Linked DNA regions of Homo sapiens: region 2 is linked to region 1. The links are chromatin loops, found by intact Hi-C in ENCODE. Cell type or tissue: heart right ventricle. All regions are shown on one strand. Links, peaks and the distances in the headings refer to the core of each region. The heading gives the core; the rest is flanking DNA. Region 1 has its middle 24 kb from the start of TJP2. Region 2 overlaps FXN (frataxin).

Region 1 (5,377 bases), core at 314-5,313:
AAACTGAGATTCTCCAAGTAGCCTCTCGTGATTGGGCATGCGGTAGCCTAGACCTTAGTCTCAGAATGACGAAAGTTTAGAACTGGGAGGACCTTTGCCAGGGATGGCAAACAGGTTTCATGTGGAAGACAGGTGCCAGTTGATGGTTGGCTGCTTGGAGTATCTAGCTAGGAGGACCTGGAGGCCAAACCTGGGCTTAGCGGGAAAGGAATATCGCAACTGATTAGGGATGTTTGTTCTGAACCTATGATTAGGGAATTGGGGAGATGCAAGCCGTGGCCTATATATTTACCATTCCTGAATTCTAGTTTAGTGTTCGAATTTTACAAGTGGGAAACTCAGCCTCATTGGAGTCATCCTGATCAAGGGCCTGGCTCTCAGACAGAAACGGGATGTTCTTAGTTTCTGCCTCAGGGTCTTTCATGAAGGGATTCGGCCTAAACAAGCTCCCATGATTCAGATGTGCAAGTTGATTGCTAGATTATTAATTTTTGTTCAGAGATAACCTCTACTAGCAATTGGAATAAGTACCCTAAATAGACCTAAATAGATCTCTGCTTCTCCTCATTTCCCCAAATCAAACCAAACAGAAGTCAAATTATTACAAAGTAGCCCTTAATAAGGGAAGTTGAATGTGCCTTTTTTTTGAGAGAGAGAACGTTTCCTTAAGCTGGATGAAATAGCATTGGATCAGAGGACGAACAAGATCTTCCTTGTACCTATAATACTCTTTGAGTTCTGTGAATACACAGGGATAAAACATTTCACTGATCACTTTTTTTTTTTTTTTTGAGACAGTATTTAGCTCTTGCTGCCCAGGCTGGAGTGCAATGGCACAATCTTGGCTCACTGCAACCTCCGCCTCCCGGGTTCCAGAGATTCTCTTGCCTCAGCCTCCCGAGTAGCTTGGATTACAGGCATGCGCCACCACGTCTGGCTAATTTTGTATTTTTAGTGGACACGGGGTTTCTCCACGTTGGTCAGGGTGGTCTCGAACTCCTTACCTTAGGTGATCTGCCCATCTTGGCCTCCCAAAGTGTTAGGATTACAGGCATGAGCCACTGTGCCTGGCCCTTTCTTTTTTATATTTTTTTTAATTTTTTTTTTTTTTTGAGACACAGTCTCAAAAAAAAAAAAGCCACAATTGGAAGTCAGGTTATAATCCAGTATTTAAAACCTCAAGGAATTCATTCATTCTTCTCATGCTTCCCCCTCTGTAATACTTTTTTTTTTTTTTTTGAGACGGAGTCACACTTTGTCGCCCAGGAGGCTGGAGTACAGTGGCAGGATCTTGGCTCACTGTAATCTCTGCCTTCCGGGTTGAAGCAATTCTCCTGTCTCCACCTCCCAAGTAGCTGGGACTACAGATACCACCATGCCTAGCTATTTTTGTATTCTCAGTAGAGATGCAGTTTTACCATGTTGGCCGGGCTAGTCTCGAACTCCTGACCCCAAGTGATCCACCCGCCTCGGCCTCCCAAAGTGCTGGGATTATAGGCATGAGCCACCGCCCCCCTCTGTAATACTTTTTCTTGCTGTCTGCAAGCAGGGATGTGCTTGGGCTTCTATTCTGCAAACTGTACAGTTGCATGATTGGCCAAAACGAATGGCTACCAACCGACAATTGACTGAGTATTGCAAGTTCATTGAAACAGAGATTGGATGATTTACACATGTGTATATTTGCCCATTGCCCAGCACATGGTAGGTGCTCAACAAATATTTTCCAGTGCTAACTCGGTTTCAGTATAGCCACAATGGAGAAAGATAGAATAAAAATAATTGATACCCAAATACTAACCTAAAATACCCAGCCACCTATGAATCTTCCTTTTGAAATCTGTAAAGTTTTTCAGCTTTAACTCATGTTACCTGACAATTTTACATTATCTCTCAATACTATTGAAATCCAAGAATATATTTTATTTCTTTCTGCCAAATGTTCTTTTAATTTAGAGGCCCTATTCAATAATAGTGTATTTTAGAAACAACTGATTGTTATTGGGGGTTTGTATACATGAAAAAACTCCTTGGATTATTATAGAGAAAGTTAAAGCCAGGATACATTAGAAATGCAGAAAACTCCTTAAATTAAAAAGCAAGCCATTTTAATAAAAGAAATAAGCTCTCCTTGGAGCTGATACCTGTAGAAAAGTTTGCATATGAAGCCAAAAGCATAACTAAGTACCTCTCGATTTGTAAGCCATTTATTTATCTTTGGAAGTAATAATAGAAACCATGTATGGGCTGGGCTTTAATCCCGTTGCTTGCTTTGTAGGATGTCCAGATGGCATAGCTTTAGCCTTTGCCTACATTTCCTGCTGATCCTGGGAGAAGGGAAATGTGCCTCCCGCCTGTACAAATAAAACTGACACCATCTTTTCTTTCTATTTCATCGTGTAGGGAGTAGAGTGTTTTGCACAGACGCCACAATATCAGTTTGTCTAGCAAACAGAAGAGTATGTCCAGAAGTGGTGAGAGGCTGCATTCTTCCTCCCACTGAAAGTTTTTCCTGTGACTGCCCGAGTGAAGCTGCCTTCACAAGCTCAACCCAGAAAGGAGCTTGCCTCCTTGTGGTATTCGAAAGGCACATGCAGGCTTCATAAGAATTTGCAGAAGGGGTATTTCTTGGGTTTTCTTGGTCTTAGGGGTAAAACGAGAAAGTATTTGCCATCTTTCCTGCTGGTGAGCAACCCATAAATATAAACACAAGCCTAGGCCAGTTGCGGTGGCTCATGCCTGTAATCCCAGCACTTTAGGAGGCCAAGGTGGATGGATCACTTGAGGTCAGGAGTTCGACACCAGCCGGGCCAACGTGGTGAAACCCTGTTTCTACTGAAAATACAAAAATTAGCCGGCCGTGGTGGCACGTGCCTGTAATCCCAGCTACCTGAGAGGCTGAGGCAGGAAAACTGCTTGAACCCAGGAGGCGGTGGTTGCAGTGAGCCGAGATTGTGCCACTGCACTCCAGCCTGGGCGACAAGTGAGACTGTCTCAAAAAACAAAACCATAAACACAAGCCAGTGTTATAAATGCTATGAAAAACAAATTCCCTTTTGGTTTAAAATGTTTTCTCTGTAGTATACTTTGGAATGGTAAATTTTATGTTATGTGTATTTTACTATAATAAAAAATTTTTTTCTTTTCTTTTTTTTTTTTTGAGACAAGAGTTTCACTCTTGTCGCCAGGCTGGAATGCAGTGGTGAGATCTCACCTCACTGCAACCTCTGCCTCCTGGGTTCCAGTGATTCTCCTGCCTCAGCCTCCTGAGTAGCTGGGATTACAGCACCTCCCCACCATGCCCAGCTAATTTTTGTATTTTTAGTAGAGATGGGGTTTCACCATGTTGGCCAGGCTGGTCTTGATCGAACTCCTGGCCTCAGGTGATCCACCCGCCTCAGCCTTCCAAAGTGCTGGGATTACAGGCGTGAGCCACCATGCCCAGCCTAAAATATTTTGTTCTAGCTATTTTCTCACCCGCTGATATTTGTTTAACCTGAAAGGCGAATTCTTATAAGATCTTGTTTCTCAGAGTGACCCTCAGGTGGACTGGTGATACCAAAGTTTAGGTGGCAATTCACTTTCTCCATTTTTTGAAGACTGAAAACAGGGGCAGCAATTCCATTATTTCTGAGAGAAATGAAAACATATGTCCACATAAACAATTGTACACAAGTGTTCATAATGACCAAAGAGTAGAAACAACCCAAACTTCCACCAACTGAAGAATAGATAATAAAATGTGGTATATCCATACAATGTAATATTATTTGGCCATAAAAAGGAATGAAGTGCTGATGTATGCTATAACATCAATGAACCCTGAATACATTATGCTAAGTAAAAGAAGGCAGTCACAAAAGGCCTCATATCATATGAGTCCATTCATATGAAATATCCAGAATAGATAAATCTATAGAGTAAAAAATTAGATTGGTGGTTGCCTAGGGCCAAGAGGCAGAGAGAGAATTGGGGGCTCAGGGAATGATGGCTAATGGTTATGGGGCTTTTCTTGTGGGGTTAATGAAGATCTTCTAAAATGGATTGTGGGCCGGGCGCAGTGGCTGACGCCTGTAATCCCAGCACTTTGGGAAGTCGAGGTGGGTGGATCACCTGAGGTCGGGAGTTCAAGACCAGCCTGACCAACATGGAGAAACCCCGTCTCTACTAAAAATACAAAATTAGCCGGGCGTGGTGGCGCATGCCTGTAATCCCAGCTTTCCGGGAGGTTGAGGCAGGAGAATTGCTTGAACCAGCAGGCAGAGGTTGCGGTGAGCCGATATCACACCATTGCACTCTAGCCTGGGCAACAAGAGCAAAACTCCGTCTCAAAAAAAAAAAAAAAGGATTGTGGTGACAGTTGCATAACTCTGTGAAGGTACTAAAAGCCATCCTAAAAACGGGCAAATTGTATGGTATGTGGACTTCAGTGCATTTCCCAAAATCTTACCATTGCAGGGAATGAGCATGTTGGATTTTTAACAACACTGTCTTTTCCAGGGTGCGAAGTACCACATTACTGTCATCTCCCTGTGAGTGGGATTGGCACCCCGGCTGCAGCTCCAGGAGCAAGTACTCCAGGAAGCACAGAGCTGTACCAGTACACGGCCCACGTTGCCAGGTATTTGCTTATTTAATCTCTCATCAACCTAGTTACTGGTCTCCCCCAAAATTTGTTCGAATAGTTACCGTTTTCACATTCTAGAGGTAGTCAGAGTTACCATTTTTGATGTTGCTGATATATACATTTTCATAGAAAATTTAATGGTAATGTCCTATTTACCAAAGAATAGAAACATCTTACCTGAATTAATGGACTGAATTGATAGGTATAACTTTGCCATGGTTGGTGAATGCTTATTGAGGATGACCTTTCTGGCATGTAAGTAAGTACAACTTCTGTGGTTCAAAATAAATGCCTAAATTGGCATTTGGTGCTGATGATGTCTGGGATTGGAGGTCATTTTAATAGGTTATATTTTTTCATTATCATTGAGGTAGTAAAATTATATAACAGTGGTAAGCACTTTGATGAAAAGATAAAGGACATCAGTCACACTGGCTTCTAAAGATTAATTATGTCCAAGCTTTTAGTGAAAGAGCTAGGAGCGAGTATTATCTATTTACTGATTCACTTTTAAGAGTGAATCAAATGAGATTTACAAGGTCTTAAATTTTGACAGATGTGGGATGCATTTGTTTTTTGTTACACTTTGACCTCTGTTTATAGGCCAGGCCATGGCTAGCTGGAATGGGGTTGTAATTTTTTTCATGTGCTTGTTTTATAATTCCTGTCTGTTGAAGTTGGCAGCCCCTACTTGGGTGGATTCCAGATAAATGTGTGAACTGGAGTTTAGTGGAGTGTGAATGGCACACT
Region 2 (5,377 bases), core at 263-5,262, 82 kb before region 1:
GCAGTGAGCCAAGATCGCGCCACTGCACTCCAGCCTGGGCAACAGGGCCAGACCCTGTCCCAAAAAAAAAAAAAAAGTCATCGTCTTATGTTAGCATCCTTGTAAGTGAGCCTTTCCTGATATTTTGCAGCCTGTCTCATTCTCAGTAGAAAAGTTTACTCTAGTTACATAACTTCTCCCTGCTGACAATTTGGATACTGTAAGCAGGCATCAGGATATTAAGATCTGAAGTGAGTAGCTTATAACTTTTCCAAATCCAGCCTAGACAGTTTTCCTCTATTAAATTATTGCCCTGACTTTAAAAGAAGCTACTTTTGACCTTGTAGCGTTTGAACAAGTTGCACTTTGTCTTCAAAGCAAGTTAAAGTTTGACCTCTACTTGTTTTGAGCCTCTCAGGTAAAGGGTTATTTGAATTCCCTTTGCAGGTTGGGGTTGTGTACCCTGTGGAGGTGGTAGAGTGTTATATATTGCTGCTCCAGGGCATTTAATCCCTCCTGCCTTTTCCATTGATGTGCTTTCAATCTAGAGGAATAAAAGATTGTGTTGGAGACACAATGTGGCCTGCATAGCATCTGAAAGCCTGAGAACATGCAGGGAGAGACATCCCTCATCCCTCAGCAGCCTGGCTGCTGTTGAAGTGGTTGTAAGAAAGTAAAAGAGAAATGCCCACAAAACGTTCTCAGATCCAGTCATTCATTAGCACTTCCAAAGAGAGCATGTTGACTGTGAATTGGGAAAGGGCCAGATAAAACTAGCATAGAATTCTTTGAAAGACTAACGGTATTTGCATTTTTTAAAAATTATAACCTTACTCTACCCCCTAACATTGACATCATTTTTAGGTAATTAATATTTTCCCATTTATTATTCTGTGATCTCTAATGCTTTGTTCAGAATAAATAGTGTGTTTCCTTTCCCCACACTTTCATCCAAGAAGTGTGCTAGAGTTCAACAAAAACAGCACTAGAAATCACTGTCATTCTAGGAAGGCCCTAATTCACAGATTGTATTGGTTTTTAGACCCAGTTAGTGTGCTGGAGGTTGGAGGATTTTAACCTCTGTGGGCCAACTAGCCTCTGTGGCCTCAGTCATTCTTCCTGACCCTGGCTGTGCTTGAGCCTGTGTGTTCTTATCCTTCATCTCCGGGGGAACGAAGTGGATCAGCTCGGTCCAGCGATCACTTTTGGGGATCAGTGGCTTTGTAGATATCGGGCAGGCACTTACCCCAAAAGAACTTTCCCCATATCTGAAGACTGAAAACGTCCATATCGTATTTGGACACACTGCCCAGCAATACGCTCTAGCTGTGTTCAGAAGCATGGGAATTTGGAAAGATCTGCTGAGCATGCCGTTTACTGTCACAGATACTATCTTCCTCAAAAAAAAAAAATATATATATATATATGGGGGACGGGGCAGGTTGAGACTGGGTGAGACTGAAGAGGTGCCTTGGCCAGAGCAGGCCACACCCAGAGACCACAGGCTCCCCGGTCCACCTCAGGCCCCTCCCCTTCCTGCGCCGTTTCCGGCAGATCCAGAGTGGCCACCGCCGGATGGGAGTCGGGGGAAGGGAGGCAGAGAAGCGGGCCCTGAGGACAAGCTCTCAGTGCTTCTGTGGGAAGTGGCGGCAAGACGGCAGCTCCCAGCGGGGGATGGAGGCCGAGTCAGTCTGCTGGTCACTGGAGGCCAGGATGCTGCCTAACACAGCCGTCCCGCTCCGGGCCTCACCACCAGGGCGGCTCTCCCCACTCCCGGCCTGCTGCCCACACAGACTGCGGGGTTCCGGGGGAGCAGGACCCAGGCCGTTCTGCGCCTGTCTTCTTGGAAGGAGCAGGCCGGAGCGCGGGAGCGCCGTGTAGCTGTACCTGCGAAGGCACAGGATTCCGCGGGAAGATCCCGCAGTTTCGGGCCGTCGTCATTGTTTTTATACCTGTGGCAAATGGCATGACCAGACACACGGTTATGTCTGGAGAAACCCCTGTAGAGGAGCAGGAGGTTGTGGACATGCTGTGGCCCGGACAGTGGCTGCCGAGCAGTTGGAGCCTGCACCCGCCCAACTTGGCTAAAGAAGTCCCCATACTCTCTGTGGAAAAGATTTCCAGAAGCTGTTGTGTCAATATCAAAGCCTCAAAACAACAACAACAACAACAAAAACATGAAATTATCAACAATAAAGATCATCCTTGAGTCTGCTTTGAAAAGTAGGGTGAAATTCTGCAGAGGCATTCAACTGGCAAGATACCACCCTCATAGCCAGATCTGCAGGTCTCAGCCATCATGCCAGGGAAAATGCTCCATTCACCACTCCTCAGCTTCTGCTTCTGGTTTCAGAGGTCTCTGTATTGGAGGGGCTTTAAAGCAAGAAGGGTCTTTACCCACTTACTCTTATTCACAGATGTGAATATGCAGGTCCAGTGGGGAAAGTGACATGTCCTAAGTCAGAATAGAGTCAACAAGAAAACAGGGCCCAAAATGACTTAGCCTCTAGTGTATAATGGGCATTGATGAGCTACTGGAAATACAGAGATGAAGAAAACACAGTCCCATCTTCAAGGAGCTCAATCTAGCAAGGGAGACAGACTCTTTGTAGGTGGGACCGGGCTTCCCTGCAGCAGAAGGAAGCTTGAAATTGGTAACGAGCCTCAGAAGGGACAGAGGCAGGCCACCATGCTACCCTGAGAGGATCGCATGTGGACACGGGGCTATGACCTGGCCCTGCTTTGACCCACTAGCTGTGCTGTAGGGCCAGGTGGAGCCTGGAGTGGCCTGTGCTAAGGGGCTACTATGAGCTCTTTCCACTCCCCCAAGGCATTGCATAAATAATGTCACTTTCTGTTTGCACAGCAAAATCAGGGACACAATTTTCTAGAACATGGGGTGCCTCCCCTCCCCCCAGCCCAACAGAAGTTCTACAATGACTGATGGGCCCTTGTTTTTGTTTGAGACGGAACACCCCACAGGGTTCCGAGTGGTGATTTGTGGCCCACAGGCCACTGGCAAGTGGAGGCAGAGCTGCAGAGCCCTCGGGAGCCACAGAGGGCCTGCTGGCCGCCACGACATGCCAACTCAGCTGCTGCTGGCCCTCCTGTGGGCGGCAGTGCTAGTGATGTGCAGAATCTTAGGACTAGTGCCAAGGAACCTATAAATACCCTGGGTGACCCAGGCGTGCACTGCTGTGGTGGCCTTCACAGTCAGAAGATGACAAGCTGAGAAGGGGAGAATCGGCCCAAGGTGAGATCCACAGAAAGGCCAGGGCCAAGATGCGGCCAGCACCTCAGGCTGGTGGTGGTCTTACGTTGACCATGCCAGAGGCCAGTCCTTGATTGCTCCAAACCCTCTGTTCGAGGGTTCCAAATGAAATGAGCAGGTCCTCGTGTCAGGACCTAGGTTAGTTTCTGAAAAAGCATGAAAAGCAGGCCTCCTGAACTTCCCCGAGTGACTGATGCAAAGTGCGTCCTGCATGCTTCACAGCACCATGGAGAGGATCTTCAGGGGCAAACTGCAGACTATCTGAATGACGGCACTGACCATCAGCAAACCGCAGAGCTGCCTGACCAAGAAATTGCGAGACAGAAGCAATGCTTGCAGGCGAAGAAGAAGGGGCCAGACACAGTGGCTCACGCCTGTAATCCCAGCACTTTGGGAGGCCAAGGCAGGCGGATCACTTGAGGTCAGGAGTTTGAGACCAGCCTGGGCAACATAGTGAAACCCTGTCTCTACTAAAAATACAAAAAATTCGCCAGGCATGGTGGCAGGCACCTGTAATCCCAGCTGCTTGGGAGACTGAGACAGGAGAATTGCTTGAACCCAGGAGGCGAAGGTTGTAACGAACTGAAATCGTGCCACAGCACTCCATCCTGGGCGACAGAGTGAGACTGTCTCAAAAAAAGGAGGAGAAGAAGGAAAGGCCAAGGCAGGAATGAAACAGGCCATGAATGTTGGAGTGAAGCAACTGGCCTCCTCGTGCTAAGCGGCTACTGTGAGTTCTTTCCACTCCCCCAAGACATTGCATAAATAATGTCACTTTCTGACACTCACCCCGCTGAATGTCCTGCCTCTGCTCAAGGGTGGTATGATGGGGACTTGGCAGTGGAGGGGAACAGGGAAACCAGACATGGTGGTCTCCCCGCTTCCTGGCTACAAGTCCCTCTGAAGAAATCCAAAGGAGTAAAGAGCTTGGAGAGTAGGCCTCTGTAGGGTGCAAGGGCACAGCTGGAGACGGAGCTCCTGAGGCTGCAGCTGATGCTGCCCGCTCTGCCTGAACTGCACCAAAAACGTGATGAGGCCATAGCGGGAGTCCACGGAGGAGGATGCCTACTGCCCGACCTCTAGCAGAGACTAAGCAAGGTGCATGAAAACTTGAACCACATGTGTCACACCCATGACCACTACATGAAGATGGCCCAAAACCTGGCCCAGGAATTGAAGAAAGACTCTTCCAATTTGCTGTAAGAAAATGGCCCAGGGGGCAAGCACGGTAGCTCACACCTGTAATCCTAGCACTTTGGGAAGCTGACGCAGGCAGATGGCTTGAGCTCAGGAGTTCCAGACCAGCCTGGGCAACATGGTGAAACCCCGTCTCTACCAAAAATACAAAAATTAGCCGGGTGTGGTGATGCATGCCTGTGGTCCCAGCTACTCAGGAGGCTGAGGTGGAAGGATTGCCTGAGTCTGTGGGGCAGAGGTTGCAGTGAGCTGAGATCACACCACTGCACTCCAGCCTGGGTGACACAGTGAGACCCCATCTCAAAAAAAAAAAAAAGAAAGAAAACGGCCCAGGAAGGCTGGAGGGCCGCCGTGTCCATTGAGAGAGTGCTCCAGGCACTCCAAAAAGAAAATGACCACAATGGGAAGAAACCAGCTGACCATGAGACCAAGTTCCAACCTTTTACAAGTGGCCTGTGGCTCCTGGCGCCCCGCCCACAGCTGACAGGGGCTCAGAAGTGCTAGGGGGACCATGGGCCACCAGGGCCACCAGGAGGGAGGCAGGTAACGATGCGAGGGCTTGGATGCAGAACACCAGCTGGTTTGATTCTGTTTTCCCTGTACCTGGGTCCTGAATGCCCAGAGGCTCAGGGAAACACCAGCCAGTGCTGCTGCCTTTAAAGCACTTTTGACTGATCTCTTGTTAATTTAGCAACTGTTATTGGTTGATGCTGCAGTTGCTCTTATTGAAGTTTGATTGATAGCATTAGGATGGTAAGGCACTATTTTTCAAATAAAGGTTGTTTAATATAAAAAAAATTTTGTTTTTTTTTCTCTCAGCCTTTCACATTGGTTCAAAATATCTTTCATCTGGCTGCATTTCTGATTTTTGTTTTGTTTTTTTTTTCTTAATTTTATTTATTTTTAATTAAAAATAATTTTTTTTGTCAA

The links. A loop is a pair of places that touch in the nucleus more often than their neighbours do. Peaks named below come from ENCODE experiments on the same cell type or tissue, not always from the same donor. Only the 100,000 strongest peaks of a DNase experiment are listed, where the experiment ranks them.
Region 2: it touches region 1 in a loop (2.0-fold over the local background); 31 of 110 quality-filtered maps call a loop at or near these places.

The regions. Positions count from the first base shown.
Region 1 is chr9:69,147,151-69,152,527 of GRCh38, forward strand. It overlaps a transcript of TJP2 not described here. Among named protein-coding and RNA genes, the nearest start is that of TJP2, 24 kb to the right of the region's middle. In heart right ventricle, for the core only: a CTCF peak has its summit at 2,580; no DNase peak of the experiment used is centred there; H3K27ac peaks cover 1,982 bases.
Region 2 is chr9:69,065,480-69,070,856 of GRCh38, forward strand. The region is part of intron 4 of FXN (frataxin); the gene reads left to right. Among named protein-coding and RNA genes, the nearest start is that of FXN, 32 kb to the left of the region's middle. RefSeq lists enhancers at 1,126-1,725, 2,976-3,475. In heart right ventricle, for the core only: a CTCF peak has its summit at 3,060; a DNase peak (open chromatin) is centred at 3,092; H3K27ac peaks cover 1,933 bases.